Linked DNA regions of Homo sapiens: regions 1, 2, 4 and 5 are each linked to region 3. Evidence: chromatin loops called from intact Hi-C (ENCODE). Cell type or tissue: endothelial cell of umbilical vein. All regions are shown on one strand. Links, peaks and the distances in the headings refer to the core of each region. The heading gives the core; the rest is flanking DNA. Region 1 overlaps GULP1 (GULP PTB domain containing engulfment adaptor 1). Region 2 holds the start of GULP1 (GULP PTB domain containing engulfment adaptor 1). Region 3 has its middle 28 kb from the start of TFPI. Region 4 has its middle 290 kb from the start of TFPI. Region 5 has its middle 14 kb from the start of ZSWIM2.

Region 1 (6,554 bases), core at 578-5,577, 790 kb after region 3:
AGCCAGGATGGTCTGGATCTTCTGACCTCATGATCCTCCCGACTCGGCCTCCCGAAGTGCTGGGATTACAGGCGTGAGCCACCTTGCCTGGCCCCAATTTGTTAAATCCTTGCATCTTCCACTCAAGAAAATGTGGCATATGCTCCTTAACTTGTATTTTGACATAACATTTCAGATACTTTCCTCTATATTAGACAATAGATAGAAGTGCACATATTTTTATTTGTTGTAGTAACAAATGGATGTTTTTACCTTTATATGTAGTTAAATTTTTGTTTATATGTGCAGATAAATAGAGCACAAATTCCTTGAGGGCAGAAAATCTGTCTTGTTCATGTTGTTTCACTACCATAGAGACATTATCCCTGATATTCAATAAATATTGGTTAAATGAATACATTTCAGTTACTGGAATGATGTCCCACTGTTTATAGTTTTTCTCATATCTTAGTATTTGTCTGTGTCTGTGTGAACTGGTCACGATGGTTAGGGGAGCAGGCCAGGTGCTGGGGATGTTGTCTCAGCTGCAGGGCAGACAGTTGCGTTCTAGTGAGTAAATAGAAGCAGCTTGATGTCCAAGGTTTCCCAAGACTACCTCCAGGTGCTTTGGAGGAAACAGATTAGCTCCAGGAGTCCCCGATGGAGCAATAGGGAGCTTTAGCTTGTGGGCATGGCACAGCAATGGAGAATCAGGTGGTATTTAATATGTAGACACCTGGGGCTTTAACCAGTGTTCTTTTTGAAGTCTAGGTCTGCCATGCCAGTGAATGGGATTTATTTGTCAAGTTTCAGTTTCTGGAGGGAGGGTGTGACAAAAGTACATTAAGATTCTAGGAACTCAGAAACAGGTATCAAGATAGAAACGGTTACATACTGAAGCCCAAGGAGGGATGCACAATTAGGAACGTGGTTGTCTGTGGCCTCTTAACAGAATGGGTAGCTTCTGAGAGGGAGGAGGCTGCGACTCTGGACCCAGCCATCATCACTGTCCTGCAACCTGTCAGAAGAGTGATCAGTATCATTAAATGAGGAATAAAAAAGCCCAGTTGATCTCTTGCCTGAAGTGTTTTGACTGTAGGATGGGTGGGTGGGGGTTCTGATTGTGAAGCTTGGAAAATAAGGACATGGTGATGCTCTGTGAGCACACTTATATCTATTAGTCCACCTCATTTTTTTCACCCTTTTCATCTCTTTCTTTTGTGTCTCCTTTATAGCAGAAACCTTTCTGCTTTCTATCCCTTCCTCTTCTTTCAATCTTCTCTTTCTCTTTTTCTTCTTTTGCCTTTCTCCCAGCTGCAGGGTATGATTTTGTAAGTATGGTAAAAATTCTATACCTAATATCTTATGATTTAGGTAAATAAAATCTAATGCATATGTAAGAATAATCTAGAAAAAAGGTCTGGGGATTTTTTGGTGTTGAGGGATCTATAAAACTGAGAAAGAATGTGTTTTTTCTGCGACATTGATGGAACCTATGAATACATTTAATTTAGACTTTATGGCCGAGTGTGGTGGCTCATGCCTTTAATCCTGGCACTTTGGGGGCATAGGCGGGTGGATCACTTGAGGTCGGGAGTTCGAGACCAGCCTGATCAATATGGTGAAACCTCATCTCTACTAAAAATGGAAAAATTATCTGTATGTGGTGGCATGCGCCTGTAGTCCCAGCTACTTGGGAGGCTGAGACAGGAGAATTGTTTGAACCCAGGAGGCAGAGGTTGCAGTGAACCGAGATAACACCACTGCACTCCAGCCTGGGTAACAGAGCGAGACTCCATCTAAAATAAATAAATAAATAAGTAAATAGATAAATAAAATAGACTTTAGTTAAAAAAATGTTTTCAGTATAACAAAGAAAATACAGAAGCCAAAGTTAAGTTATGTTTGCCCTACTGTTCTTGTGAAGAAAGAAAAGATAACCACAGCATAGGTTTATTTGTTGTTATTGCTTTGAATTAGCTATAGAACAGTTATGTATAAATGAAAAACATATTTCCTTTTTTGAAAACTACACTTTTTTCAGTGACTTAAGACACATAACAAATTTATGTGGCCTTTTTTTTCTTTTCATTGGGTTAGTATAATTCTTTGAGAGTGTATTAATAGATAGAATATATATATATGTATATATATATGTGTGTATATATATATATATATATATATATATATATATATATATTTGAGACAGAGTCTCACTCTGTCGCCCAGGCTGGAGTGCAGTGGTGTGATCTTGTCTCACTGCAACCTGCCTCCTAGATTCAAGCAATTCTCCTTTCTCAGCCTCCTGAGTAGCTGGAACTACAGGTGCATGCCACCACACTCAGCTAATTTTTGTATTTTTAGTAGAGATGGGGTTTCACCATATTGGTGATGCTAGTCTCAAACCCCTGACCTCAGGTGATCCGCCTGCCTCGGCCTCCCAAAGTGGTGGGATTACAGGTGTGAGCCACCATGCCTGGCTGTAAAAAAAATATTTTTACAGTGTTGTATACAATCAAAGTTTTGTTCATTCATCATTTTAAGACAAGTTCCTTGAATGGATGTTAAGGAGACCAGACAGAAAAGATTATGATAGATTCTTTTGATTGCAAGAAAAAAAAAAACTCACTCACCTCAGAAAGGCTAAGTTTAGAGATGAACAAGACAGGAACCCCAGCCAACATGTCCAGTCTTTAAGAGAACCCGGGGAAGATGGACTGAGATTCAGAATTGGGACGTAACTAGTGTGGCTCTTCTGAGTAGATTCCCTCTCTGCCCCCTAGTGACAGAGTTGATCCTCTGCCATTGGGATGACAGCTCCCTCTGTCATATTTTTCTTGCTGCCACCAGTACTCTCTTTATTGTAGATGTTTCTCTACCATTTTCTGTCTCGGTTTCTTATCACTTATACTTATTATTCATGAACTCTACTGCTTTATAACATCTGTAAAGTATCTTATTCCTCTGTGTCTTTGGTTTTCTGCTCCAGCTACAAACAGACTAATTCTCTTCCCATCCCGCTCAGAGTCTAGAGCCTATTCTTGGTTCAGGTAATTCACTGTTACTGTTGCATTTTTTTTAAGAGACGGAAGTCTCCCTCTGTCACCCACGCTGGAGTGTGATGGTGCCATCATGGCTCACGTCAGTCTTGACTCCCCAGACTCAAGCAGTCCTCCTTCTTAGCGTCTCAAGTAGCTGGGACTACAGGTGTGTGCCAACACACCTGGTTAATTTGTTTTGTATTTTTTGTAGAGACAGGGTCTTGCTTTGTTGCCCAAGCTGCTGTTGCTTTGCTTAGGTGGAGGTTTTGTGCCAGATCCCCACGTAAGCCTTAGATGATCTAGTCTTAGCTCAGGTGCCTACTCTCGTATCTTCAGAGGGGGAAAGGCTTATGTTGATTGTCTTAAGGTAGGGTTATTCTTCCAGCAGGAGAATGGGGGATGACATTCACAGATGAGATTTATAGGCATGGCAGGCATTTTGAGAGCACACAGATGGCCAGTTTGAGCATAGTGAGAAATTCCTTGTCACAAGTGCACTGGTTGGACAATCTATGGTACCTAGCACAGAAACTTGCTCTTGGTTGACCTTATATTTTTGTTTACCTTATTTCTGTTTTGAGCAAAACAATCAATGAATGAGACATAACTATTCCTCACTGAGTTTTTGAGACTTTCTTTGGATCTCATTGCATATTTTATTTATGCCCTCCTCATTTAGTTCACAATTTTCCTTACAAATTAATTGTCATTTACTAACTACTTTATGGGTTATTTCAATCCATAGATGAGACTTAAAAACACATAAACCACTTATACTGGGAATTAAACTTACTTGATAATGTTGACGTCTGTAAGTATTTGAGGCTATTTCAGTTTTAAAACATAATAAAGATTGCATCTCACAGTGTAGTCTCTGTCTTGAATAAATTGCTTCTCTGCAAAGTAAGTCCTTGAGCTAACACTCAAGAAATTACACATGTAACATTGGCCAAAAGCACAGTTAGCATTTTTTAAATTTGAGGGGGGATTGTCTTTAAGAGAATATACTTTCAAATGTATGTGTTACTTCCCTTTAAGCATGTGTGTATGTGTGTGTGTGTGATGATTGTTGGTTTGATTTTTGGCAGGGTGGAGATTGGTGACCTATTGATAAGATTTTTCTCCTCTCTTTAACACTTTTCATTCTTTACCCAAACTCTTCCTAAACATCTATTGAGCATTTACTATTTCCCAGGCACAAAGAAAATGATGTAATTTTTATCTAATTCAGACATACAGTAAGTCCGTGGTTGCTGTATTTACAAATCAGCTGGCAAGATGTAAGTAGTTTGAATACTATGGTTTCCTTGATTAGGCTGCAGTTTTTAATCATTTGTACAAATGGTTATATTCTTTCAAATTTCATACTGTTTATGATTTTTTTCTGAAGCAGGGTTTCTTGGCAGGTATTAATAGAAAACAATAAACATCATTATTTCATTTGGCAATAAACAATTAATAGCTTAGAATGGTTTTCTAATAAAAACACATTCTACAATGAATGAGAGTTTTTCTTTTCCAGCACTATCAATAAAAACTTACAGTTCCCTAAAATGGTGAAATCAAATGATAAATAGTACAAAGGATTTTAACATGCAAACTAGATGTGTTATCCTCCATTTGTAAGAAGGAAATAAGAGAGTCGAGATTTCTGAGTCCTGACCTTGGCTGTGGTGCTACTAACTCATCTTTCAACGTTGATTTTCTCTTTGGTAAAAGAAGGAAAGCACAACACTGTGTATGGGACAGAGTAGTTTTGAAAATAAAATGTCATTATATCAGTGAAAGCATTTAAATTAAAAGAAACTTACAAATTCATCATGATCAGAAGCTTACCTAATTAGTATAGATTACTATTTAGAAATTAATAATTAAGTTAAGCAAGCATTTAATAGGCTGACATCTATTATAACATTATGATAACAAGTTATTATAATTTATTTACTTGTCTGTCTACTCTACTATTAGATTAGAAACTCAATTTCTTCATCTGTTTTCCTAGTCCACAATACAATGCACAACATTGAGCAGGTGTTTGGTAAATGTGTGTTGGGTGACTACAGCAAGAGAAGAGATAAAGATGAATCTTTACAATATCATAGTCTGATTATTATATACTACTGAACGAGCTTTCAGTCAGGCTTCAGAGAAAGTTAGATCCATTTAAGAGGTAGCTACATCATTGATTTTTCCAATGCCTCAAACTATGAGATTGGAAGACTTTTGTTTCTTTAATTTCACTTGTTGTCGTTGCTGTGAATGGTTACAGCAAACACAGAGAGGATGTGCCTCTGGCAGTATTATCTTCATTAACTGTATCAAGTTGTCTTCACTGAGATAATGTATTGTGCTGACTTGAATATAAGTGTTTTCATGAATGGCAAATTGATGAAGACTGGTTTGCCCAGCTGCATCTAGTTCTCCAGAGGAGTTACCTCCTATGGCTAGTACTAGTACTTTCTACTTACTAATAGATTCAGAGCATTGGGAAGATTCCTAGTTGGTCATTTACTTCTTTTAACTACATACAGCTTGGAAATTAAATATCGTTAGTATTACATAACCTGTTTCTTATGGTGAAATGTCTGCGAAAGTTTACATGCAAGTGCACTCTGACATCACTTGTTGGAAAAAGGAAATTTGGTTGTAAATTTTGCCTTTTCAGCATGTCATAACTTCTCCTGGAATGTGTAATATGACCTCATATTTGTATTGTACTTACAGTTTTGAAAGTGTTTTCATACATGAACTCCTTTAAAAATACTCCAGGAGAGAGGGAGGTTAGGTATTATTAACATCATTTTGCAAGTGCTCTGTAGATTATTTTGACCTAACATCCATGTGACATATCTAATTGTTAAATGAAATTAGACTGGACCTTTTTATGTTGATATTTCTGCCCCTTTTATTCTTCTGGAGATCTGTGAACAAAGAAGATACTTGCTATCTACACTAAGCCATATCATTGGGTCTTGGAAGACTGAGCTCAAATGAGATAATTGCAATCTTCTCTCCTCACAGATAGGAAACTATCTTCAGGTATCACAGAGTAAATGTTAGATAACTAAAAAGGTCAGAGATATTTTTAAAGTTTTGTTAGGAGAGAAAAAATTCCCTTCTGCGTTTTATCCTTCTATCCAAGAATAGGCTGAAGAGAAAGATGTCCTTAGCTTGGGTAAATAGAAAATAATCCTTGTTTATTATAAGCATTTTATATATTCATTTATATCACAGTGTGTTTTATGGAGCTGGGGAAGGGAATGATTATATATATATATATTTATAATGCATGGCCTCTTTCTTAAGTAGTCATAGTTTACTGAATTCTGTTTGAAGTGGGAACTAAGCTCTAACAGAGGAAACATGGAGAAGAACATTCTAGAGAGGAATCAAGTACCTTCAGTACTAATCAGATTTAAATAGTATAATACAGTTGAACTAATTTAAGAGAAAAGTAGCCTAATACTTTCTGAGGGAGCAATGAAGAAAAATGAGCTTAATAAGATAAACTTTTATTTATTTAATAGTTGATAT
Region 2 (6,554 bases), core at 450-5,449, 710 kb after region 3:
AGAAAATTAATTTAAAAATACTGGAGGCCAGGCGTGGTGGCTCACACCTGTAATCCCAGCACTTTGGCAGGCCGAGGCGGGTGGATCACGAGGTCAGGAGATTGAGACCATCCTGGCTAGCAGAGTGAAATCTTGTCTCTACTAAAAATACAAAAAAAAAAAAAAAAAAAAAAAAAAATAGCCGGGCATGGTGGCGGCCGCCTGTAGTCCCAGCTACTCGGGCGGCTGAGGAAGGAGAACGGTGTGAACACGGAGGCGGAGCTTGCAGTGAGCCAAGATCGCACCACTGCACTCCAGCCTGGGCGACAAAGCAAGACTCCGCCTCAAAAAAAAAAAATAAATAAATAAATAAAAATAAAAATTACTGGAAAGCTGCTGAGTTTCTATCAGGGTCTATATGAACCTATGATGAATGTGAAGAACTTTCAAATGGAAATCTGAGGTATTTGCAGTAGGTAAAATTAGGCGTATTTGTCATCGTAGTGCCCTGCTAGGCTTCTGCAACCCTTTTCTTTGGCATCTCCCTTCTTCACTTCCTGGGGCATGCTATAAATTTGTTTTAAAATCTTGTTCCATTTGGTTCTATTGTTTTTAAAAACTTGGTTCTGACACTCTTGAGATTTTTATACCTCTAAGCCATTTCACAAAGAAGATCATATCAAAAGTCAGGTTATAAAAATTACAAAGCAATAGCAAGTTTAAAGACTTTAAACAGTGGGAGAAAATATAAAAGTGAGTAATCTTTAGCACTGTATGTAACGATTGGAAAAAGACAGTTATGAGGACTCATCTATCTTCATTTATCCATTCATGATGGATGTGCTTTGTAGCCATATTTTTTTTTCCCTCTTTAGGATCTTCCAAGTCTTATGGATAGGAAAGACAGATCTCTAAAGAGGCTATGATATGCCTTTAGGAAACTGAGGATGAGGCCGGAGTAGTAAATAACTCTTACTTAGAAGGAGTATATAGGGTCTCATCCCTGAGAACATGGGAGTTAGTTATGTAAATGTTCAGATGATTTTCAACATTGTATATGGTAAGGAAGAATTTTTTAAAAAGACCTTCTTACAGGTACTAGAGGCAAATGAATGAGAAATAAGTACATGCTATGGGATTTTCCATTATTTCACAGGATGGAAAGTTTGATCTCTGTAGCCTGATTTTGTTCTTTGGCCTTGAACTTGTTCAAGTTGAATTGTGTGTCCTGAACACTGATCTAGTTGTTCACAAACTAGGGTCAGCCAACTGTAGTGGTATGTTGATGTATTCTTGGGAATCGAGAGTTATTATAATCTTTTAATATTATGGCTAAAAAACCCAAAATATCTATGTGTAAATATATAATGTAAGCATGGATTCGTTCATCTCATCAACCTCCTTATTCCTAAATACTGGACTACCATTTGTTTTATTTTTATAATCACATTGATACCAAGTGATCATCTAAATGACATTATTTAATTTTTAATGATTGTTCATAAATTAATTGCTTAAGAGTTATTTACAGAAAAAAACTAGCATTTGTCCTGAGATTAATATTTTTAATATAATTATTTTTATGTGTGCTTGACTATTGTGATAAAGAGAAAAACAGTTAAAAGAGGACCCCAGCCAAGTTATTATGAGGACTGATTTCTGATATTAGCTTTAGTACCTCCAAACCATGAGATTTGGGGAAAGTCACTTAAGAGCCCTAGACTTCAGTTACCTTGTATTTAAAATAAGGGAGTTCAGCTGGAACTAGTTAATCTGTAAACATAGTTTCCATTTCAAAAATTGTGAAATGATGCCTTTTTAAATGGAAAAAGCATTAAGGAGAAGAAAACTGATTCAGTTACAGGGTCTTTGGGGGAAAATTTCTAGCACCACCCTCTCTCCTAATTACAGTAAAACATGGTGGGATATAAGAACCAAATATTTATTGAGTATTTTCTCTGCGCCTATCACAACTCTATTTTAACTCCTGTAAATGTGACTGTGACTCCGTGAGCTAGATTATAGAATTCCTGTTGACAGTTATAATTGGTAGGCACAGAAAGCGTAAAGATGGAGTTTGGAATGGAATCTGGCCTGTCTGACTCTAAGCCCTGGATCCACTGTAATACATTATAACTGCTAGCTTTGCAAAATGCCTTTTTCCTTTTCTCATCTATTTTCACACTCAAACTAAAATTTAGTAAACTAAATTCTGAGCAGCAGAAAAAATTTTAGTAAAGGTCCTCTCATCCTTGAAGAACTTCTTATATAAGGATACTCCTTCTTGCTCCCTTTCCCACGCAGAACTTTACCAAAGGTCAGTAAGAATGGGCTGTTGTGTTTTCTCTCAAATCCTATACAGAAGTCCTTAATTCCGAGGTAAACATCTGAATGGAACAAATGAGTATGATCTGGGGGTTAAGGCAATTTTCAAGTGTGTGTATGTGTGTGTCTGTTTTAAGGCATAACAAAGTCCAGAGATTAAGGCCGAGTTAAAAAACAAATGAGGACAAACCAATGAGGACAAACCAGTCCGCTGAGGTGCGGCCAGAGCAGCAGCAACTGTGGCTGCTTTCTTGATAAAGGCTGTGAAGACGGCACGTTTTACTCTTATTCGTGTATTTCTTTTGACACTTTACCCCTCTATGAAGCCTCAGAGGTGTTTTAAAATTGTGTTAGGAAACACACAGAGATAAGAAAAGGCAAATGGTCCTGATCTAGTGTCTCAGGGAAGAGGCTGGAAAGGAAACGCGGCGCGAGTGGGGTGGGAGAGGGGGCCTGTGGTTTTGCTTCTGTCCGGGCTGAAGACTGAGTAAGGTAGGGCCCCTCCTTCTGCGGATGGGTTTCTCTCTCATTCCACCCTCCACCCACCTCCGGTTCCGCGTGCACGCGCGAGATAGTCCAGTGGGCCCACAGATAACGACCATCAGAGATTAAAGAAGGAAAGTCAGCGAGCTTGAACACAGGCGTCCCGTGTGGAAATGTCCAAGGAGACCGCCAGAAGTGCGCAAGCCGGAGTCGGCTAGAGTTTCCTTCTCACCGAGAGGGGGAGCCCGGCGTTCCCGGCCGGGAGCGACCCGGAGTCCCCAGCCCCGCGTCCCAGCTGCCGCCAGCGCCAGTTTTGGATTCGGCGGATTAGGAAGAGGAGGGAGGGGGGAGAGAGCGCGAAGAGGGAGGGGACCGAAGCTGGAGGGTCCCGAGTCCAGCGCCGTGTTGGCGTAGAGAAACTTTCCCTCTCGGCCTCGGAGACGGCGCCCCGGCCGTGCCGGAGTGGAGATCGCCAGGCTCGGAGGAACCGGCAGCTCTCCACGCCCCTGCCCGAAGCCTGACCCGACTGCCTCTCTCAGTGAGGTACGGAGATTTATCTAGGCTCTTCCCTGGCTGCGAACCCAGGCTCCCTCCAGGTAGCGTGGAATCGCTTAGAAGCTGATATCCCGAGGGGCGGTGGGGGTGGACAGCTCCGGCCACCAGTGCCCGGGAAGGAGGGCGCGGGGCTGCGCGTAGCCGCTGGCCAGCAGGTTGTAAAAAATTAGGACAGCTAAATGCTCAGGGAGTCGTCCAGCACTAAAGGAGGCTAAGACCTGTTGACGCCTGCTATGGCAGCGCTTGAGAAATGACTGGGGGAGTCCAGCGAGGTCGGGGACGCAGCGGTCTCCGGGCTCCAGAAACCTCCTTAGCCTTTTGTGGTAACTTTGGTCCGGCGGCGGGGGGCCGGTGAGCAGGAACTGGAGGGAGGCGGTGGGGAAACCGTGGATCCGTCCGGCTGAGGGTGCGTGGATCAGACTGGGCTGAGCAGGCAAGTCATCGTCGGGTCACAGCGAGGCGACCCAGGAGCGAACTTCCAGGGCAGCCTCCCTTTTGTTGGCGCTGGGAGAGAATGTGGGCATGGGGGTGGGGAGGCGCGAAGCTCCGAGGCCGGGCCGCGGATACTTTAAAGCTCAGAGCTGGGAGGGCCCAAAGGAAGGGGCGGCGTCCACATGGTTACCCTTCTGCTGCGCGGGTCAAGTAGCTTCTTCTGGAGGGCGCAAGGCGCGGCGGGGGTGATGAGCCCTTGGGTTCTCGCTCCGACTGCTAAATTCGCTTGGCCGGGTCCACCTTCTCGTGGCCTCACTCGCCACACGGATCAGAATCCGGAGCAGGCAGTTCTCTCTATTCTGAGGCTCCTGCGGCTGCCGCGCTGACTTCCCTGTGTGCGGGAGGGAACTCTGGGCAGGCTGGTTTTCTTGGAATGTGTTTACGATGTTGAATGGGACTTGAACAGGAAGCTGGACGCTGCAGCTGGAACTAGCGTGCCAAGGTAGAGTAAGGAAGACTTAGCTGGTGTTGGGCTTGGCGGGTCCACTTGGTACGCTGGGCAAACTCCAAGTAAGTGAGGGCTGGCAGTCAAGGTACCCCTCCCTAGGTCCTAGTAGTGTTTCCCAACTGAGCTCGCCTTACTCATTTGCAATCAGACATTTTACATGCACTATTTCAATCTGCAAGTTTGACAAAGTGTAATGCAGTCAATTAGGAAGGATTTAATAAATTTATTTTGTGCCTGCTTTTAAAATACGTTACACCAACATTTGAGAATAAAAAGTTACGGAGAATGTTCAAGTCATGACTGATTTCTAGGACTAGCAGGAGACAATACTGATGATTTTGTGTCTGTATTACAAAATGGGTGATTAGGTGCTAAAGTAAGGGAGATTATTAGACAGAGTGAATGTGAGGAAGTGGAAAACTTTCAGAGGAATTGGAAATTCTTCAAATTTGCAAATTGCTCCCTTTCTCTGCCAGTCTTTCCCTTTTCCCCCCATATGAACAAGTAGCCTTGGCTGGAAAACCCACAAATTGGGAGAGTGCAGTCGCTGGTGACTACAGGCTTTGCTGGAAACAGCAGACAGGCTAAGGTACTGCCCCACTGCATAATTAAAGGTCTCCTTGAGCTGTCCAGGAGTGTTTTCCAAGTTTTTACGACTGACAAGGAAAAAAAGAGAGGAACCTGGCCGGCAGCCAAACTAGACTGAGCTCAGTAGCCAGGCATGAAAGAGACTGGGCAAGTTGCAGGGGCTAATTGGAAAGGGGCTGTCGGTTGCACTTGGGGTTTAAACAAGAGGTTTCTTTTGCAATGAGAATTTTTAGGTGGCTAAGATCAGTCTTCTTGGCAAAAAAATAAACTAAGCATAGAGTGCAGTTGGATATGACCGAGGAAATTACAAAAAGGGCTCCAGGAGCAAAGTCTGAACTTTCCTTATCAGTGTTGCAGTGGAATAGCTGGGGGCCTGATGCTGTTTGTGCTGATCATACTTTGCAAATGCCCACACTTTGTTGCTGTTTGTCTCCTTGGACGAGGTTTGCTGCAACTTCAATTCCTTGACTTCGGCCTTACTTTGTTTTCATAGCAGCAAGAATTGAAGACTTAAGGGTTTGAGCAGATGGTTTTCTACCTAAATTGAATAATTCAATTACGTATTCTCAGCTAGCATGGATTTGGGTCATGGAATTAAAGTAGAAACGTATCCGGCATGACTTCTTTGTGCTTATCAAAAGTGATCCTGATAAACAGATCTTGCTCTTTCATGTAAAGAAGTAAAAGGTGAGATGATCTCAGTATTTCACACATTTGCCCTTTACTGCTTCCTAATTCCAAACCAGCTAGGAACTCAAAGCCTTAACTGCAATTCAGACTCTTCTTTGTGTATTAAAGTTGTGTATGTTTCATCTCTCTTTTTTTTTTCTTCAGAGAGGTGGGTTGTAGGTTTACTATTGTGGGCTTAGGGGTTAAATGGTTAAAACAAACAAACAAACAAACAAACTAATGTGGTTTATATTTCCTCTGTATTTAAGAGTTTGAGATTGTGAATATTAGCCTGCTTTCTGAGACTCACTTTGTGAATCACCCTCAGCCAAATGTTTTCCCTGACTATGATTTCAGTTTTTCCACTTGCAAAGTAAAGAAACTTTCCTTTACATAATTACAAGATTATTGTGAGAATTAAAGAGATGAAATAATGTTAATAGGCTTTTCGACATAAAGGTCATAGGATTTCTGACTCAGCTGACTCAGTTGAGTTTATGGGGATAAAATAGGAATACTTCTATGTTGAATACCCATGTAATAATGACATATCTGGATCTAATTTATAAAAATTACCACTTTTACATTTTAATCATAGCTTTAATTTAATCATACATTTTAATTTTTGAGGATATAAGGGAGATTTTGTTATGGTTAAGGCTGAGTCATTTTCTCAAACAGAAAAGAACAATTAGCACATTCATTTATTTTTATTTCAGTTTATATTTATACACAAGACCAGTTATTTTTAAAGTCCAGCTTAATTTTACCTTTATGAGAAGTTACCAAGTATATTCACAGAACTTGGCTCTCTTCTCAGAAATAATGCTTGAGAAGCTGAAATATATTTATGACATACAAACAGACTTTCTTTTCTTAATGGCCACAACAATTTCCTTAAGAATTTGGAGGATAGATTTTGGAGCCATTCATTAATAAATCCAGCCAATGTTTGTTGCATGCATATCATGCATCATCGGGCCTGTATTCCAATCAGCACCGAACTTCTCAGCTC
Region 3 (6,554 bases), core at 497-5,496:
ACAGGCCTGTGCCCCCACACCCAGCTAACTTTTGCATTTGTAGTAAAGATAGGGTTTCGCCATGTTGCCCGGCTGGTCTCAAACTTCTGATCTGCCTGTCTCAGCCTCCCAAAGTGCTGGGATTACAGGTGTGAGCCACCACACCTGGTCTGAATAATAATTTTTATTCAAAATATTTTTTTTGTCTTTATTAAGTATATATTTGTGTTTTCACTAATTTTTTCTAAGAGGAACCAGAAAAAAAAAAAAAAGACATTGGTCCATGCTTTTTGGAACTCTGAGGAAACATGGCTCACTAACAATCACAAAGCTAATGGTTTTGTGATTATCTATTTCCCTTTGTCTAATAATACAAGACACATCTACAAAAACAAGAATGGTTAGCAGACAGAGAGTTTGACTGATTTTTGGTAAGAATCATAAAAATATTGCTAACAGATAATCTCTATTTTAGACATTTGAAAATAATTTCCTGTAAGTTTATAAACATTTTATTAAAATATTTTTACTTACAAGTTTCTTAGAAAAAACTTTAAAAAGTATGAAAAAATAGCACATATACATATCACATAGACATATTTATTAAGCACCAACTATATGACAAATACCGTTCAAGGATTTAAAAAAACAGCAAAGGGCAAGACAGATAAAACCACAATAAAGTGAATTCTACCAATGATCACAACTTTTACTCTGAAGGAGGATTACAACAAACTGAAGAATGTCTCACCTTTTGATATATCTCCTTTTAAAGCTGCTTAGAAATAAGTTATTCATGTAAAATTCTGTTTATTTATGCCTTTTAATTTATAGAGAGTCAGGTTGGTGTATCTTGGGGAGGTTTTCACTGGTTATTCAACATCTAAAATGTAAAGAAAAAATTTTATTCATCTCATATTCAGATTTTTTAAAAAAAAATTTAAAATTTGAATCCCATGGTGAATAATTATATTTTTATGTCAATTTCTAGTCACTTGCACTTTACAGTTTATGATAGTAAACTCCTTTAATGACACTTAAATTTTTTTTCTCAGTTTTATAGGCAAAACCTGGCAAAATTTTAAATTTGCAGTCCATTGAGTAACAGCGAAGTTGAATATTAATTTTCTTATTGGATATTTTTCTTTTTCTTTTGTGAATCGTTATTTATGTTCTTTGCTTATTTTATATTAGGTAAACATATGTACATATATTACATATGTTACATAAACTTACGTATATATTTTGCATATATGTATATATACACATAAGCTTAAGGATAAAATGCAATATTCTTTCTATTATTAGATACTATTGTCCTAACACAAATCTGTATAATGATAATAGTAGTATAGTAATAATAAACATTATTTAATACCTAGTACTGTTGTATCTTTTCAAATAACTATTTTAATCTTTAAACAATCCTCTAAGGTAGCTATTGTCACTATTTTAAATCTAAAGAAATTTGAGAATTATTAGAAAGCTCAATTAAATTGGCCAGAGTTTTAGTACTTACTGGCAGTAAGGAGCCAAGCATAGTTTAAACTCAAATCTGTTACTCCTTTGTCTGTAATCGTTCCAGTGGGCACTAATGCATCGACACCCACTATGCAAGTGATTAGAAGGCAGAGAGTAAGTGACATTTTGATTCGCATTGGCAAGGCCCCTTCTGTCATCATGAAATTATTTTTATAATCTTTCTTCTTTTATTATGTTTTTATTTCTAACCCAAAGGACTGATGTTGTTTGAAATAAGAAGTGTTTGGTTGGTTGAAGTCTTTGTTTGGAGAGGAGAAAACTGGAATGTGATCAAAATTTGTAGGAATAGAGAAGAAAATGGTGGTCCTTCGAATACTATGTTTCTTCAAATTCTATTAAAATGATTCATGCTTGCTCAGAGAACAGGGATTACTTGTGGTTAATTACTGCCCTCTGTTGACGACATGATATATAAATTGTAATTCATGTTCTAAAAAGAAAGTTAAAACTACAAGAAAACTCATTTATGAAGATTAGTAATTAAACCTCAAAAAATTCAAGTGCTTGCCCAAACACCTATATAGCTAGTTAATTACAGGGACGACTGAGACTCCAAGTGTCATAAGCTATGATTAGTCTCGTGTTGACTAAATTAACAACAGTGTTATTTTTGGCCTGAAAATATTTTCCTATTTTCTGAGACTCAAAAACAAAGGTTGTAGTACTCAAAACAATTCAAAATACATTTTATTCAAGAAAAATTTAAATACAATTTATATTCAGGTTAAAATAAATTATGCAGTACAGAAAAGTGGGAAGTGGAAAATAAATATATTTTTCTCACTCTCTACTTGATCCCAGAGGTGACAATCACTAACTGTTTGTTGTTCTGAAATGAATTCTAAATGCTTAGAATTTTTTTCAAAACTAAAATACTGGTCTCTAACTTTTTTAAAACTTAAAATATATGTCTTAGGGTTTATTCCATATAACCACATAGAGATATAGCTTAGTTTTTAATATGACTGCCTACTATTGACACTTTTGAGGATTACAGGCATGTTTAGAATGCCCTTAATTTGGAGTAACTTGTTATTTCCACATAATTAAATTCAGGTTATGCGTTATCTTCTAGGATTATTACAAAAGTGAGGTTGTTTTGTTCTCATTTCCTTCCACCAGGGGGCACTTCATTTTGGTTTGTCTCGATCAATGTTCACTTCGATCACTGGATTAAGGTGTTTCAGGCTTTTTCATTGAAAGCTACCCCATTTTCCTGCTTCTGTGTACAAGAAGGATTTGAGTGGCAAAAGTGCTCAGCTAAGATAAAAAATAAGTAATTACCCCGTCAAATCCTTTGTCCCAAGTAACAGGAATAATGGAATGGATCATAGAATGTTAAGCATTATTTTCCCAAAAGTGCTGAGTGTCCTAGTTTGATTCTAATTCCTTTCTAAAGGAACATACAAATAAATGAGGTATTTGTACCAGTTGTACAAGGAGGGGAAAGAACCTTTTCCTATATACGACAATTCATTTAACTCAAATTTGTTAATATATAAGTCTATAAACAACACAGAAAGTATAATCATGGTTCTTTCTATTGGCAGCTAGGTGAATATTAGAACTGATGATGGTTTTGTTTTTCTTAAAACATTTACTAAGACATAGTCATTTTTAAATAATATTAAAGTTTCGGTTTCATTTGGCTATTTTAAATTTTCATATTCATAATAAATTTGCAATTTGTATTTGCATTTTAATAAGTAATTTTGAATTCTTTAGAAGAAAAAACTTATTGAAAAGATGATGTTTAAAAATGTTTAAATTTAATTGAATTTACATTTTTGAAAAAATATTTCAAATTGCATGCGCTTAAATACAGTACAACAAAATGATGCAATGATCATGCTTGCAATATAATTACTGGTTTTGCTGAAATGAAGGCAAGGAAGATCAATATGGAATAAACATATACTTATGAATTATCTATGTATTTTCATTTATTATTAATCCAAGCATCATAACCAATTAACTAAATACCTAAATATGCAGAAAAAATGTATTTGATGTGTCTAAATATTTTGTCAATTTTCCTAACATAAAAAATACAGCTTTATAACATATCTTTCAATTGTCTTTATGAAATATATTTGTCTAAATGGGATGGAAAATATTTTATGTAACAACATACTAGCTTGATTAATAACTTTTAATATTTAGAATATAGTTACCATAATGCCTTCTGCCTCTCACCTCACAATAATACAAAGAGTGCATTTATTGAATCATCCATTCACCAACTATTATCGGCCAACTATTATGTGCCACTACTGGGACTACAGCAGTAAACAAACAAACAAAAAAGGAAAAATTCTGTTTGCTTGGAACTTAACATTTTAGTACATTTTTTACCAAAGGAGAAAGGAGACACATTCAGACATAAAGCATAGCTTTTGTCCACTTTGTATCACACATAACTTTCTCAAGTTTTCTTTATTGGCATGATAGATTTTTGCTGAAATTAATGTGGTTTTAGAAGAATATATTCATAACCACAGATAGATTTACCAGAAGCCTGGAGAAAAAGTTTGGCCTTAGGGGAAATGTTTAACGAGCAAATGACAGAAGAATAAAAATTTCAGTGTGGCCAATAATATGTTATATATTTAATGAGTAGAGTTGAAAGTGGAAAGAAGCAAGGAAAATTGAAATTTAAATTGAGTTTTTGTTTTACTTTGGAGAAATATTACAGAAGCAGAATATGCTTAATTGATTTCATAACAGGTAATATACAATCACAAAATCATATCCTCTATGTCCCCATGGAAACAAAGTGATAAACAGCTGCTGTCCACTTTACAGGCACAGAAAAGCAAGGTTAATTAGAAGTACTGTACATGCAAATTCAGTTCCATTAACGGCAAAATCAATTCAGAAAAGAGCGTTTTCACGGCATAATTTTTTTCCTAGTTCTATTAGTATTGTGTCAGATCCATATATTTGTGATTCATTAGAGAGCTTAGAAAGTGGGATGCCTGCCAAAGCCCACCTGGACTGGGAAGAAAATCATTTCAACTGCCTTGGCAACAGTCCTTTTTCTTTCTTTCAATGTAAAAATCATTCAGAATCCAGGTGACATTCAAGATAACCCAAAGTCACACTAAACAATAAAAGCATATAGACAGTAGTCGGTCTTCCTCCCACCACAAATAAGTAATAAAATCCTTAAATCACAAGCTTAATCCAGATTTTTCATATTTATCTTAAACTTAGGGAGTGTCTGTACCTTTCCTTTCACAAATAAGGATGACAACTGAGTAATGCATTTACTTTAAGATGACGTTTAGGGCTCAATTACCTGTGTGCCCCAAAGTATGGAAACAATCTTCAGTGAGTATTATGATTCCTTTATAGTGCATGGGGTTTACAGCACAAGCTGTTTTTCATCTTCAGATGTTTCTCCTGATACTTGTTCTGTTCATGCTTTGTGGATTGCAGTTACCACTCATAGTCAATATGAGCCCAAATTGATTTTTTTCTGTCTGAAAATCTTAACTCCAGAACTCCAGTATATTCTATAGTCTTTCTCCCTTTTTAGTAGTAGCCAATAACCAGAAGCTGGGATGAATTCTCCCTATGTACATTTGCTACCTATTTACAGAAATAATTTATACCTTTTTCCTGTTTTAAAAGATACACGAATAGTATTACATTCTACTTATTCTTTTGTAACTTACTTAAAAAAATATATCTATGTATTTACCACTTGTTTTATTTTTGTTGTACCGTGTTCTTTTCAATAGGAATTGCTAGGTTGTAGAATAAGCAGTTTTTCAATTATAAAACATGTTGCTAAATGGCTCTACAAAGTGTTCTCATCACAGCACTCTGGAAGAGTATTTATTTCTTCACGTACTTGCTAAAAACTCTGGTGAGAATTTTTAATTCCTGCCAAAGTAATATTTAAGAAATGATGTCTCATTTTTTATTTGATTTTCAATTCTCAGATTTCTTGTGAAGATGTGTTGATAGTTATTGGTTTCCTCTTCTGAGAAGTTCCTGTTCATATTCTTTGACCATTTATAAAATTTGGTTTTCTGGTCTGTCTTATTCTTGTTTCAAGAATAATTATTTTTTATTCTGGACAAAACCCTTTATTGGTTTTATGACTTAATAACTTCTCCAAACATATGTCTTGACATTTTAGTTGGTTTAGAGTAGTTTACTTGTCTTGTGGCGATTAATATTGAGGTAAATAACTGTATCAATCCTCTTTATGATTTATGCATTTTACGTCTTATTTTAAAAATTCTACCTACCATAATGTGATAATGTAATTCTACATTTTCTCCTGAAATCTTACTTTTAAGTCTTTATCTTTGACATCTTCGTCTTTGTCTTCTGTTTTAAGCATTTTAAAGTTCTTTTGGCTATTTTTGTACCTTTTACATCTTCCATGTGCGGTCTAACATTGGCTTACCATTTTCTTTGGAAAAAAAAATTAACTAGTAGTTCATTGGATGAATAAATTAATTTTGAAAGAATATTGGTGATAGACAAGAAGAGCTTGAATTCAGTGACCAGATAGATGCATTCACCAGAGCTGGGAGAAAGGTAGCTTATCTATAAAGACAGAAGTCAGCCAAGGCAGGCGGATCATGAGATCAGGAGATGGAGACCATCCTGGCCAATATGGTGAAACCCCGTCTCTACTAAAAATACAAAAATTAGCTGGGCGTGGTGGCGCGTGCCTGTAATCCCAGCTACTCAGGAGGCTGAGGAAGGAGAATCACTTGAACCAGGGTGTCTGAGGTTGCAGTGAGCCAAGATCGTGCCTCTGCACTCCAGCCTGGCGAGAGAACGAGACTCCGTCTAAAAAAAAAAAGAATAGAGGTAATGGCTGCGCTAACAATAATCTTGATGGACATGTACTGCAGTCACACCAGATGCTGTGCTCAGAGGAGACCTGTGCTTAGCTCAACTATCTGTTGTCGCCATCTTGAAACTTTAACAAGGAGCCTACTTTTTCATTTTATACTGGGTTCCAGTATCTTACAGCCAATCCTAGCAAGTATATGGGTACAGTTGCA
Region 4 (6,554 bases), core at 453-5,452, 260 kb after region 3:
TTGACAGCTTGAGACGTGAATCAATTCCTCAAAAAATGCAGACTCCCAAAACTCACTCAAAATGAAACAGTTAGAATAGCCTAGTAACTATTAAAATTATTGATATAGTAATTGAAAAGTTTATCCAATAGAGAAAATTTCAAGTCCAGATGATTTCACTGGACAAATCTACCCAACATTTAAAGAATTAACCACAGTTTTATACAGTCTTTTTACGGAGTTTCACTCTTGTTGCCCAGGTGCAATCTCGGCTCACCGCAACCTCTGCCTCCTGGGTTCAAGAGATTCTCCTGCCTCAGCCTCCCGAGTAGCTAGGATTACAGGTATGTGACACCACGCCCAGCTAATTTTGTATTTGTAATAGAGACGGGGTTTCTCCATGTTGGTCAGGCTGGTCTCGAACTCCTGACCTCAGGTGATCCGCCTTCCTCAGTGTCCCAAAGTGCTGGGATTATAGGCGTGAGCCACCGCAGCTGGCCTACACAGTCTTTTTCAAAAAACAGAGAAGGTAGCAAAACTCCCAATTTATTATACAAGGCTAGCATTACCCAATACCAACACCAAAGGCAGCATACAGACACATGCTCATGTGTACACACACACACACACACACACACAGAAGAAAGTAAAATAAAAAAGAGCCCAGGATTTCTCTTGAAAATATAAATAAAATAAAAATCCTAAACAAAATACTGCAATTCAAATCCAGTATAAATATAGCATGATTGAGTAAGATTAATTCTAGGAATGCAAGGCTGATTTTACCATTCAAAAATTCATCAACATAATCTGTCCTATTAACAAAATAAAGCAAACTTTGTTGGAAGTTCCTTGGCCAGATAAACTATTCTAACTTATTAAAATTGAAACAAAGATCTGAAATGATTGAGAAAATAATTAATTTGATTTATAGACTGGACAGATTTGGCAATCGTAATCTTTATGCTTTTGTTAACAGCTCAAGCAAGTGTGGGAAAAAGGGGACATAATTTTAATGTACTCACTGAGCACAGCAGAAAACATATTAAAAAGCTTATTTTGTCCTTTTTCTTAATCCACCGCTTGTACATTGTATGGAAGAATTAGAGTATTATGCATAATTTAGATACACTTGTCTGCAGAATTATGGTAGATTTTTACCTGGAATACATTTGCATAATAACAAAATAGATCAATAGTTTTAGCTAATTAATGAATAAATATTAAAATCTATTCTGCATTTCACAAGAAATGCTTACATTGACAACTATAATAATGTTTTGGCTGACTTTAACATGGTCTAGTGAATCCTAGCAAAATATCTTCCCAACTCTAAATAGAAAGCACATTCCATACGTGTATGTTAGATATATAATTGTATGTAGAAATGTGGATTTTTTTACATTTAGGATATTAATCAGTATTATAAACATTATTTGTAAATGTAATTATTCTAAATTATCCTTATCATTAATTAATAAGCACTTCAAAATATTTCTAAGATATTTAGTAATTTTTCCTTGTGTGATAAACTTCCTTTAGAGAAATATAGCTATAAGAGGAAACAAAATGTGAGCAACAAAGACATTAAAACATGAAAGTTTCCATATAAGAAACTTAAATAATTGAACAAGCAAAAAACAAATAGCCCCATTGAAAAATGGGCAAAAGACATGAACTAACACTTCTCAAAAGAAGACAGAGAAGCAGCCATAGAAAAAAATGCTCCATATCACTAATCATCAGAGAAATGAAATCAAAATTCCAGTGAGATATCATTTCACATGAGTCAGAATGCCAATTATTAAAAAATCTAAAAGCAACAGAGGCTGGTGAGTCTGTGGCAAAAGGGGAATGCTTATACACTGTTGATAGGAGTGTAAATTAGTTCGGCCACTGTGGAAAGCAGTTTGGAGATTTCTCAAAGAACTTAGAAATATCACTTGACCCAGCAATCCCATTACTGGATATACATCCAAAAGAAAATAAATTGTTCTACCAAAAAGATACATGCACTTACATATTCGTTGCAGCACTATTCACAATAGCAAAGACAGAATCAGCCTAGGTGCCCATCAACAGTGGATTGGATAAAGGAAGTGTGGTTCATATACATCATGGAATTCTATGCAGCCATAAAAAAGAATGATATCATGTCCTATACAACATGGAATACTATGCAGCCATAAAAAATGAAATCATGTCCTTTGCAGAAACATGGATGCAGCTGGAGGCCATTATTCTAAGTGAATTAACACAAGAACAGAAGACCAAATCCCGCATGTTCTCACTTATAAGTGGGAGTTAAATGAACGGTACTCGTGGACATGAAGATGTCAACAATAGACACTGGGGACTACTACTAATGAGCTCCATGTGAGACAGGAAAAGGTAGAGGCATGTTATCAGTCACACAACATTTCAAGGACACATTGGACAGGAGTTTGAATGGCCTGAATAACTGACGTACAGTGTGCAAAGGGAAGCCAGGAGGAATTCTGAAAGCAAAGCTTAAAGACACATATGTTTATAAGTGGTTTAGTTGTTGATTTACATGAAGGCAAATGTAGACATTTAGTACTGCCATCTAGAATCTCTTCAATTTTATTTTATAAGTTCGTGAAGAATGAGAGCATGATGAGAACTGATAGAAAAAGTCATGCCTTGGTCCATGATTTTGTATCAATCAAGGCAAGATAGGAGAAAAGCCTTCTGAGTCTTATGATTCGTTTATATCCAAATGGCTTTGTATGCTGGTTTAATATAAGTGAAGGTGAATTGGAGCAAAAAAGAAAAAATATATATCAATATGCGAAGTGTCTCAGGAAGTCCATGTGGAGGATTGAGCCACAAGAAAGTTGTCATGGAGTCTGGAATGGAGGGGAATTTAATTTTCCATCAGGCACCCAGAGAGGGAAATGAACGTGAATTACTGTAAGATTAGACGGTCCCTGATCTGAAGGAATTCATGTACTTCTAAGTGGGCAACTTTTACTAAGAATTTTTTTCTAAGCTGACAAGAAACACGGTAAAATTCAGGTTCTCATTTTTAAAAAACTGGCTTATGCAGACATTCTGGAGAAAGCTAGCGTTATCTTCTTACACAAGGGATGTGCTGCCCCCTTCTGGATAAAGGAAAAGGTAAATTCCACTGAGAAATTTACATTCCTCCACTTCAGATACACATAAGAATGAAAAGCGCCCTCATCTTATTCAGTATTATAAATATGTATGTGTGTACACATAGACCCATATATATTCACTATATATGTAATATTTTATATTGGGAGTATTAAGTGATCAAAACCAAGTAGTGATCAAGTTAAAAGACTAGAACACACGAATGGACTGCTAACTGGCCCTTAGAGTATAGGCTCTATGCTGTATCCCAGCACCTAGAACAGTGTCTGCAGTATAGTAGACTCAAATCACATCTCTAAGAACCCACATCCCATTTTAGAATTCTTTAGTGGCTTCACTTTATGGTTGAGCTGAGCTCCAATTCTTTGGCATGGCATTAAAATTTTTCAAAATCAGATCCTAACCTGTTTTTTAAGCCATAAGGTCTGGTCATTTACATCATCCAGGCTTTACTTTCGTCTACCTGCAAATATTGTTTCAACCACATGTTTTCTGCCCTACATCTTTTCACAAATTGTTCTAATTTCTTAGAATGCCTTTTATCTCTCCCCTCTGTATCACCACTGGTGAAAATCCTTACCATTTAAAAAAAATAAAAATGAATTGCTAATTTATCTGTGAAGTCTTTACCAGTATTTCTTATCAAGATGCTTTCTTTTTCTGTTCCTTCACACTATTTTGATTTTCTTTACATTGTAACAGTTTACATTATCTGCCCCACAGTTTCTTCTTGTTCATCTTTGACAGACATCACTTTTTATTCATCGTTGTATCTACATTCCTTACCAAATGCCTAACATACAATGTAGTCATCCAACTGAATAAATGCTGAGTACATTGATGTGCAAAATCATAATAATATTTTACATTCAAAATGAGTTAGCTGAGTTGAAATTTTTTTAGCAACACAGATGGATTACAGTCAGGTTGAATAAGGTTTATAACACCATGAGAAGAATTAACCATTTTCACTAACTACAATCCAGACTGCTAATGACAGTCATTAATCATAAACCATTCTATAAGAATATTAAATTCTGAAGCATATCACCATGTTCTCTTATATGGGTGTGTGGTGCACTGAATAATGGCTCCAAAATAGCCACACCTTAGTCTTCAGAACCTGTGAATATGCTGCTTTACATACTAAAAAAAAGATTTTGAAGATGTGATTAAATTAAGAATTTTGACCTTGTGGGGTTATCCTGGATTATCCAGGTCCAATGTAACCACGAGGGTTCTTATATAAGGGAGGCAAGAGGAGCATAGTAGAAAAAGAAGATGTCCTTATGGAAGCAGAGGTTGGGGTGATGCACATTGAAGATGGAGGAAGGGACCATGATGCAAGGAATACAGACAGCTTCTGAAAGCTGGAAAACACAAGGAAACTATTTCTCTCTTGGAGCCTTGGGAAGTAATGCAGCTCTGTGTAATGCTTGAATTTAGCTACATAAAACTCATCTCAGACGTCTGAACTCCACAACTGCAAGATAATAAATATTTGTTGTTTTAAGGCATAAAGTTTGTTGTAGTATAGGAGAGTTGAAATTGGAAACTAATATTCCTCCAGTATTATGAGAATAGCTCTTTTACATATATGAAGCCTTTGAATATAACTAAAGTTGGATAAACATATAAATTGTGACACATGTCTTGAGTTTTTCAGACAGACTGTTACTATAGAGTTATTACATGAATGTCACATCATTTAAAAATAATTGTAATTGAAATACAGTACTTAGCCTCTGGAGTCAGGATGCTGACTTTTCAAAATAGGTTTGTAGAACTCTGATGTTTTGTCTCTATATCTATCCATGGCAAATAACTGGTCCTCATGTATTTTATTCATTGTTATGGCCAAAGAGGCCTAGATATTTGCCTACAAATGAAAAATAAATGCATAAAAGTGTAGCCATTAACTGGGCTTAAATTGTTTATTAATGCATTTGCAATCAGATTACAATTTATTCTACATATCATAGACATCAACTGGTCAGTTGGAATAAACAACTAGAGTTGTATAAAGAAATGACTCAGTGGTGTTTTTGAAAAGCTTACAGGTTTATGAGTTTATAGCGTATATGTTAATGGACCACTTTTATAGCTATTTTTATATTTTTGCTACTTATACTTCAGTTTATTTGTGTTGTGTGTGTGTGATATTTCACGTAGTGTCAGAAATTTGTAAATAAATTTTTTTCTCAATATATACCTTAACACTTTAATGTATTCCATGCTTTTATTGTTGTGGGGTAGAACAATAATTTTTTGTTTTAAGCTTATATACTTGAAGATATTTTACTTATTTCTTACTTTAGTAAGCAAAATATCTTCATGCGTATAAGTTGAGTCATGCAAAAATGGCATCATATGTACACACTTTTGCTTTAAAAAATTGGGGGGATTCTATTTTAGAAATGTAACCTGGAACACTAAGTCACATGTAATATGCCATTAAAAATAGTCTACATAATTAATATTTTAATTTAATAAATGTCTTTCATTCAAGCCAGATGTGAAGAATGAATCATGGCTAGCTATTGTCAGGGCACATTTCCAATAAAGCAGGCTACCATATTCTTTCTTCAAAGAAGTTGAGACTTTCTTGGGGAGGAGTGAGGACTGCTTTTCAGAAAATATATATATATATATATTTTTTTTTTTTTTTGAGACAGCGTCTTGTGCTGTTGCCCAGGCTAGAGTGCAGTGGTGTGATCACAGCTCACTGTAAACTCAAACTCCTGGGCTCAAGGGATCCTCTCACCTCAACCTCCCAAGTAGCTAGAACTACAGGCACATGCTACTCTGCTCAGCTGATATTTTTTAATTTTTGTGGAGATGGTGTCTCACACATTGGCCAAGTTGGTCTCCTACTCTTATGCTCAAGAAGTCCTCTTGCCTCAGTCTCCCAAAGTGCTGGGATTATGGGCGTGAGTCACCAAACTAGGCAAAGGAAATCTTAAAACAGAAATGAAGAAAGGAAACCCAACAGATAATATGGCTGTACCCTGCCTTAGAGGATTTGAGAATGACAGCACAGAGGATGGAAACTTTATATTAAGTAACTGTCAATTCTGCCTTGTGAAAGCACTTAATTTCTCAGAAATAAATTTAATCACTTGTTATACTTGCCACTTCCAGAATCATACCTTTTTGTATCTAGATTTTCAAATATGATTTGCTATCATTTCAACTTACCTACTCAAAAATACTCACAAGAAATGTTTCTTTCACTAGACTGAAACTTCCAGACAATATACCTCACCAACTTCCTAATCAAGAGATCCATCTTGTAATTATTTCTCTTCCTTTCCATGTTATGTTCCATTATTTCTATTTTTCATTTCATTTGTTTGCTTCTCTCTCTCATTACTCGTCTGTAAAAACCAAACTCTGCGTATGTGTTTACATCACCTTCACTGTTTCTGCACACA
Region 5 (6,554 bases), core at 550-5,549, 720 kb before region 3:
GACAAAGCACTAAAGTAAAGCTTTTTGGACTCCTGCTGCCAAAGTCACCAGAGCTACCATGAATATATGACGCTCTCTAGTCCTAACCTCACTGAAGTTTATTTCTATTGTAGTCCCTCCTTCCAGATTATTGTGTGATTTCTTAGTTATTTACTACTATAAACCTGCTTGTTTGAACTAGTTCAAGTGAGTCTCTGTTTTTTTGTGACCAAATGAGTAACAAAAATGATTCTCTGCATTAATTTAATGGTTGTAGAGATGTAAAAGAAAGAATGGGTTTAAGGTGTAGAATCAAAATACCTTAGAAATCCAAAAGACATGGATGATAGGGAGAAGGAAGAGTCAGAGATGAGTCCCAAACCCTTGCCAATAGGTAACACAGAAGACAGAACAGGGATTGAAAGAAACATATTGAAGTCCAGGTTAGACATGTTAAGACTGTGGTGCCTGTGATTTTTTGTTATTGTTGTTTTTTGGTTTTTTTTTTTTGAGACAGGGTCTTGCTCTGTCACCAGGCTGGAGTGCAGTGGCATGATCTCGGCTCACTGCAACCTCCATCTCCCAGGTTCAAGTGATTCACCTGCCTCAGCTTCCCGCATAGCTGGGACTACAGGCGCACACCACCACGATCAGCTAATATTTTTTGTATTTTAGTAGAGACAGGGCTTCACCATGTTGGCCAGGATGGTCTCAATCTCCTGACCTCGTGATCAGTCCTCCTTGGCCTCCCAAAGTGCTGGGATTACAGGCATGAGCTACTGTGCTAGGCCAACTGTGAGATTTTTAATGGAGATGCATATTAAAAAGTTGGATATGTAAGTGTGGACTCACTTTCATGTGCTACTCTTTTTTTTTTTTTTCCAGGAAAGAAGGCTTAGTTGATATAAAAATCTTACATTCAATTATTTATGATTAAGGATTTTGACAATTGAAGGTTTAACTGGTAAATTGACATAGACTGCATCAAACTAATATAACATCATGCTATTAATGAGGTTTCATTCCTTTAAAATAACCTCGTTTTGGAGGCACAAATTTTGAAGAATTAGTCATGAATTTATGATGTCTCCAAGGTAATTTAGGTGTGGAAGTGCACAGCTAGACTCTCTAAATATCATCTTTGGTTCTATTGCATTGGAACACTTATAAACCAATATCTTTAGTGTATTTTGGCTTTCCTCTCAGTGACCCAAGTGGCAAAAAGATCTATTAGCTAAATAAGCACACAAGGTTGCTTCTTGGTAAATTAAACATATGAATCTAAATAATGTATTTTCCAAAACCCCACTGAAGCTATAGTAAAGGAATATTATGAAAGACATGAACCCACAAGTCAAAAGGAATCAGAGTGGAGACAACAGCAACATAATTTTGGAAAATGAAATGATGGATAAGTGGTAGGCATTATAGCAAACTTATGAAAACTCTATACTAAACTTGTGTTGCAAAAGGTAAGAACCAGTTCAATTTACTTTGAAGAATTTTAAAAGAGCCAAGGATTTATGTGATTAGCTACCTTTGGCAGTTGGAGGGTCCAGTGGGATGTATTTTATAAAAAGGAAAACTAATTGAAAGCTGCTTAGGAAGGAGTTACATTCCTGGTTCTCCTTTCTCAGTCTGAAAATTTAGGTAATTGCCTCCATCCAAGTAAATCAGCAGAGATTTGTTCTCTGGAGGAGGTCAAACAAAAGGGCATTGAGGGATACCAAGCATAATTAGTGATATCTTACCAAAAAAGTGGTATTAAGTTAACATGCATACTGGAGGCTGAATCCCACCCCCTCCTTACTCTACCCTATAACTAGATTACTGGTTATCAGAAATTTGCCTTCCAAGAAGAAAATAGTAAGAGTCTTCTCTAGAGAATCTGATGAAAATGTAAATATTAATTAGAGGGGCTCCCTGATGGCATGGTCCAGCCAGATTACCTGCAGTGATGTTTACAGTCAGAAAGCCCCTCCTGCCCACTCAGTGTTTCAAACTGGGGTTTTTCATCACCGACTCTAAAATATGAGCTGACAATCAAGGCTTATAAATCTAAGGGTGACCTTTAACATAAAAGATGCAGATCAAATAGCTAAAAGTAAAAAACTATGAGGTCGAAACGGAGATTCTGCAGAGAGAAAATCATAAAAATTTGCATAATATTTTTAGAGAGATGTCTATAGAAACAAAGGAACAGAATGCTATAATAAAGACATATTAAGATAATAAAAATGAGATTTTAGTAATTTAAATTATTACAAAGAAAAGATAATTGTAAGAGCTGAGAAAGTTCCCTCCCAAATAATCAAACAATAACAAAAAAAGACAACAAAAACTAATTCACCATCACCATCACCGTCAACAACAAAAAACAGAATAAGAATTCAAGTGAGGAAATATTGGAAGAGAGCACAACAGTTTCACTACCCAATTAACAGAAATTCCGGAAAGAGACCAGATAAAAGAAATGGGAAGAAAATTTCAAAAATAATTTTACAACATTTCCTGGAACTGATTCGAGGGCTCCTCAAGTATAACACATTTGCTGAGTACGGATGTATAGGTTGGGCATGGAACCACTCCAAGGAAGCACTGTGTATGCATAAGCGAAGTCATGCAGTTCACACCTACAGGTGGTGGCTCTGCGTCCTACCAAGACCGATGGACATGAAATTTCATAATTCTGGGGAATGACAGAAGATCCTACACTCTGTGGGGGGTGTGTGTGTGTGTGTGTGTGTGTGTGTGTGTGTGTGTATGAGAGAGAGAGAGAGAAAGGAAGATAGGGAGAGAGGGAGAGAATGAGAGAGATGAAAGAAGTGGGAGGGAGAGAGAGAGGAGGGAAGGAGAGGGAGGGAGAGAGGAAGGAAAGGGGAGAAAGAGAGAGAAACTAAAGGATCTAGAATCAGAATTGATTTTTACTTCTCATCAACAGCAGTGAAACCATGAGACAAAGAGTAATGCCTTCAAAATTCTAAGGAAAAGTAATTTCTAACTTAGAGTTCTATACCTAGCCAAGTACTATACTTACAACCTAGGTGACAAAATTATCTGTATACCAAACCCTTATGACATGCAGTTTACCTATATAACAAACATGTATATGTACCCTTGAAACTGAAAAAAAGCAAAAGCATAATAAAACAAATCTTACATGTTTGAAAATGTTTCTTATCTGCATAATGGTAAGTTTGGGGAAGGGGAAATGGGATGTAGAGAAGAGAGGACCATTTTTGTCTCAACAAACACTGATTATTTTAGCTACATTTAAAAAACCAAATTTGATTAAAACAAAAATGAAGAAAAAGCTACTGATTACTTTTAAAAACCAAATTTTTATGGAATTTGGTGAGGTATTATTTGAAAACCAACAGCATCTGCTTTCAATCATTTCAAGCAATTTTTCACTAAATTGGCACCAAGGCCATCTTGCCTTTTGGCATGTTTATGATATGTATATCATGTGAGTCTGTGTGTATGTGTGTATTATTTATTCTACAGCTTAAGGGTGAAAAGCTTAAAAATGGATTTCTTGGAAGCATTGGGATCCTATTTTTATTCCACTAGGTGTCAGCATAGTACCGTGAACCTGAATGCTATTGGGTTAGCAATCATTAAATCATTGCTTGTTCATAAACATGTTTTTATTTATCTTTCCAAAAATGATGATGTGAAATTTAGATTTAATAATGTAATCATCTTCTGCATTGTAATCATTATTCTCTACTCAAATGTTCCTTTTCCCCCTACCTATTCAGATTAGTATGAGCTGCTTAAATTAGTTAACCTTTGGTGCTAATATACATCAGGGAATAGAAAAAGAAAACAACTACTGACAGAAATGACAGCAATGAATGTGTTTCCTGCATCTGAACTTTGGATTTTCAGTCAGTGTTTTTTTTTTTTTTTAGTAGGTTAAGAGAGACATTTGGCTGACTGGGAAGATCAAAAGTATAACATTTCCACCATCTGTTATCTAGTTTATAAATATGCTTTAAAGGATATGAGCAATAATTGACTAGTTTAGTGCCATGGCAACTGATAAGTGTTCTTGTTAAGAGGACGTGTTGGGTAATTATTGTTAGATATTTTTAACTTATTTATTCCCCCTCTGACTAATCACTGTAGCATCATTGGCTTTGGCTTTGTATTGACTTGACCTTGACTCATCTCAACATCAGCCATACATATACCTATATGTGTATATGTGGATGTATATATATACACACACATATATAAACTCACATAGACACACATATAAATGTCAACAAATACAAGGAGCATGTCTATCTTTATTTTCTGTTTATTATAATTAGAAAAGTGGCTGAAACGTAATAGGTATGCGATAAATATTTGTTAGACGAATTATTTAAAGACAATTTGATAATATATATGTGTAAGAGATTTAATTATTAAGACTTGGTCACTTATGGATGCAGATAATTAGGAAATGAGAAAGTCCCTTGGGGTTTCTAATTTAGAAGTCTTGGTGGTGGCATTCATAACTACGTGGGACTCCAGGAAGAGTTGTAAGTTCAGCAGGATAGATAATGAGTTCAGATTCTGCCATTTTGAGGCAGTGGAGTGGACAGCAAACTGAAGCTGTCTGATAGGCATTGGCTATAAAGCTCATACATTTTGTAAAAATATTTGAGCGGGAGATACAGTAATTATCATGATGTAGAATGGGTCAGAGAGTAGATAAGTTTACCCAGGCAGGGTTTGTTCAATGAGGAGAGAAAAAGGCCAAGGGCAGAAACCTTGCAGAATAACATTTTAGGAATAGTGTACAATGAAAGGGAATCCTGAAAAAGAAGCTGGAAAGGAAAGAATAAAGTGTTAAGCATAAAAAGTAGTGAATTTTGGACGGGCGCAGTGACTCATACCTGTAATCCCAGCACTTTGGGAGGCTGAGGCAGGCAGATCATGAGGTCAAGAGATGGAGACCATCCTGGCCAACATGGTGAAACCCCGTCTCTACTAAAAATACAAAAATTAGCTGAGTGTGGTGGCACGTCCTGTAGTTCCAGCTACTTGGGAGGCTGAGGCAGGAGAATCACTGGAACCCAGGATGCGGAGGTTACAGTGAGCCGAGCCGAGATCACACCACTGCACTCCAGCCTGGTGACACAGCGAGACTCCGTCTCAAAAACAAAAAACAAAAAACAAGAAACAAAACCCAAACAACAACAACAAAGTAGTGAATTTCAAGAGAAATAGAATGGTCACCAGGGTCAAATGCTGCAAAGTAGTCCAGCCATATAAGCAATAAAAGGCACATATTTATGAATTAGGAAATTGTTGGTGACTCTGCTATGGAGTTATGAGAAGAGATTACCATTTACAGTATGACTGAGGATGACATAGGACATGAAAGAGTAATATAGTGAATACGGACTGTAGACTCTACTTCGATGGAATATGACTATTCAAAGAAAGGGAATAAAGAACTTGGCAGCTCAAGGTTTGCTAACGCCAGCTGCCCCAAGGTTGAGATTTTATGGAATAGTTAATCAGCAGTCTTCAAACTGAGATATGTACAGTTCTTGAGGTCCATGAAGACTTTACCAAGTACATAGGGTTGAAATAATTTAGAGATTAATGTCTATATCCTCCATTCCACATACACTCTTTGCTAATATTAATTGGCCTTAGAGCTTTAGTTAAAATATCATACTTGTTTTCTTTTCCTACTTTCCTTTTGCAACTACACTTCTCTTGCTTTATCAAACAAAATCACATATTATCTAATCTGATGTTGATCATCCCAGGGTATAAAATCATGGAGACATCAAACAAAAGAAAAATTTGTATTGATGATGAGAAAGTGAATTTCCTCAATGATTCAGAAACAAAATTTTTTGAACGTCAGGGAGTTTCTAATTTTTTGCTTTCAAAACAATTGAAGGAACTGATAAATCATTAAAATATAATTTTTGATAATACATCCCTATGTGACTTTTGGCATATAACATGAAAGGATTTCAATAGTGGATTTATGTTGCTAATACCAAAACATCCATTTCCACCTGTCCTATCCCACATTATTACAAAAAATTTTTCTCATATTTATAAAAACAACCAAATTAGGAATTAAATGTATGCTGAACACTGTCCTTCATCATAAGTAATATTTAGTCATTGCACATAAACTAATTAGAAATGAAACAAAAAAAGAAAAATAATCTCACAGGGTACAAAGAAAAGTGGGAAAGAGAAGAGCATTGGTACTCACAACTGAAGGAGGATTGAGTAGAATGGGAATGAGAACATATGAGAGGTAAGGTCAGTAAGGGGCTTGAATTCTGTGCTGGGCTGGGTAGACAGGGACATAATGGAGTCAATGATTCTAGATTTGAGAGTTCTCAGTAGAGGTGGACTGAAGTGTCAGGTGATGTCCAACGAGGCCAACTATCTGTGACTCCAGTTTTCCCTCAGGATTCATGATTTTAGAAAGGCACTTAGGACAATGACTGTGATGGGATGAATCCTGAAGAGAACACTCTCATCAGATGGTGGGAGGAGATTCAATGTATCTGAGAACACTCATCTCTTGAGGAGTAAGAGCT

Evidence for each region. Peaks named below come from ENCODE experiments on the same cell type or tissue, not always from the same donor. Only the 100,000 strongest peaks of a DNase experiment are listed, where the experiment ranks them.
Region 1: a loop joins it to region 3, with 5 times the contacts of the local background. A loop is called at or near these places in 7 of 110 quality-filtered maps.
Region 2: it touches region 3 in a loop (2.5-fold over the local background); 8 of 110 quality-filtered maps call a loop at or near these places.
Region 4: it touches region 3 in a loop (19-fold over the local background); 57 of 110 quality-filtered maps call a loop at or near these places.
Region 5: a loop joins it to region 3, with 10 times the contacts of the local background. A loop is called at or near these places in 22 of 110 quality-filtered maps.

The regions. Positions count from the first base shown.
Region 1 is chr2:188,366,800-188,373,353 of GRCh38, forward strand. The region is part of intron 1 of GULP1 (GULP PTB domain containing engulfment adaptor 1); the gene reads left to right. Among named protein-coding and RNA genes, the nearest start is that of MIR561, 73 kb to the left of the region's middle. In endothelial cell of umbilical vein, for the core only: a CTCF peak has its summit at 2,771 (motif pointing left); a DNase peak (open chromatin) is centred at 2,752.
Region 2 is chr2:188,288,837-188,295,390 of GRCh38, forward strand. GULP1 (GULP PTB domain containing engulfment adaptor 1) reads left to right here and starts at 3,038. Exons shown (of 12, transcript NM_016315.4): 1 at 3,038-3,330. RefSeq lists an enhancer at 4,890-5,773. In endothelial cell of umbilical vein, for the core only: a CTCF peak has its summit at 3,055; DNase peaks (open chromatin) are centred at 2,385, 3,025, 4,225, 4,955 and 1 weaker place; H3K4me3 peaks cover 3,148 bases; H3K27ac peaks cover 3,634 bases.
Region 3 is chr2:187,578,954-187,585,507 of GRCh38, forward strand. No RefSeq gene overlaps it. Among named protein-coding and RNA genes, the nearest start is that of TFPI, 28 kb to the left of the region's middle. In endothelial cell of umbilical vein, for the core only: CTCF peaks have their summits at 1,965 (motif pointing left), 2,642 (motif pointing right) and 2,841; DNase peaks (open chromatin) are centred at 1,908 and 2,648; H3K27ac peaks cover 1,006 bases.
Region 4 is chr2:187,840,330-187,846,883 of GRCh38, forward strand. No RefSeq gene overlaps it. Among named protein-coding and RNA genes, the nearest start is that of TFPI, 290 kb to the left of the region's middle. In endothelial cell of umbilical vein, for the core only: a CTCF peak has its summit at 3,085 (motif pointing left); a DNase peak (open chromatin) is centred at 3,112.
Region 5 is chr2:186,859,481-186,866,034 of GRCh38, forward strand. No RefSeq gene overlaps it. Among named protein-coding and RNA genes, the nearest start is that of ZSWIM2, 14 kb to the left of the region's middle. In endothelial cell of umbilical vein, for the core only: a CTCF peak has its summit at 3,567 (motif pointing right); DNase peaks (open chromatin) are centred at 3,671 and 3,921; H3K27ac peaks cover 801 bases.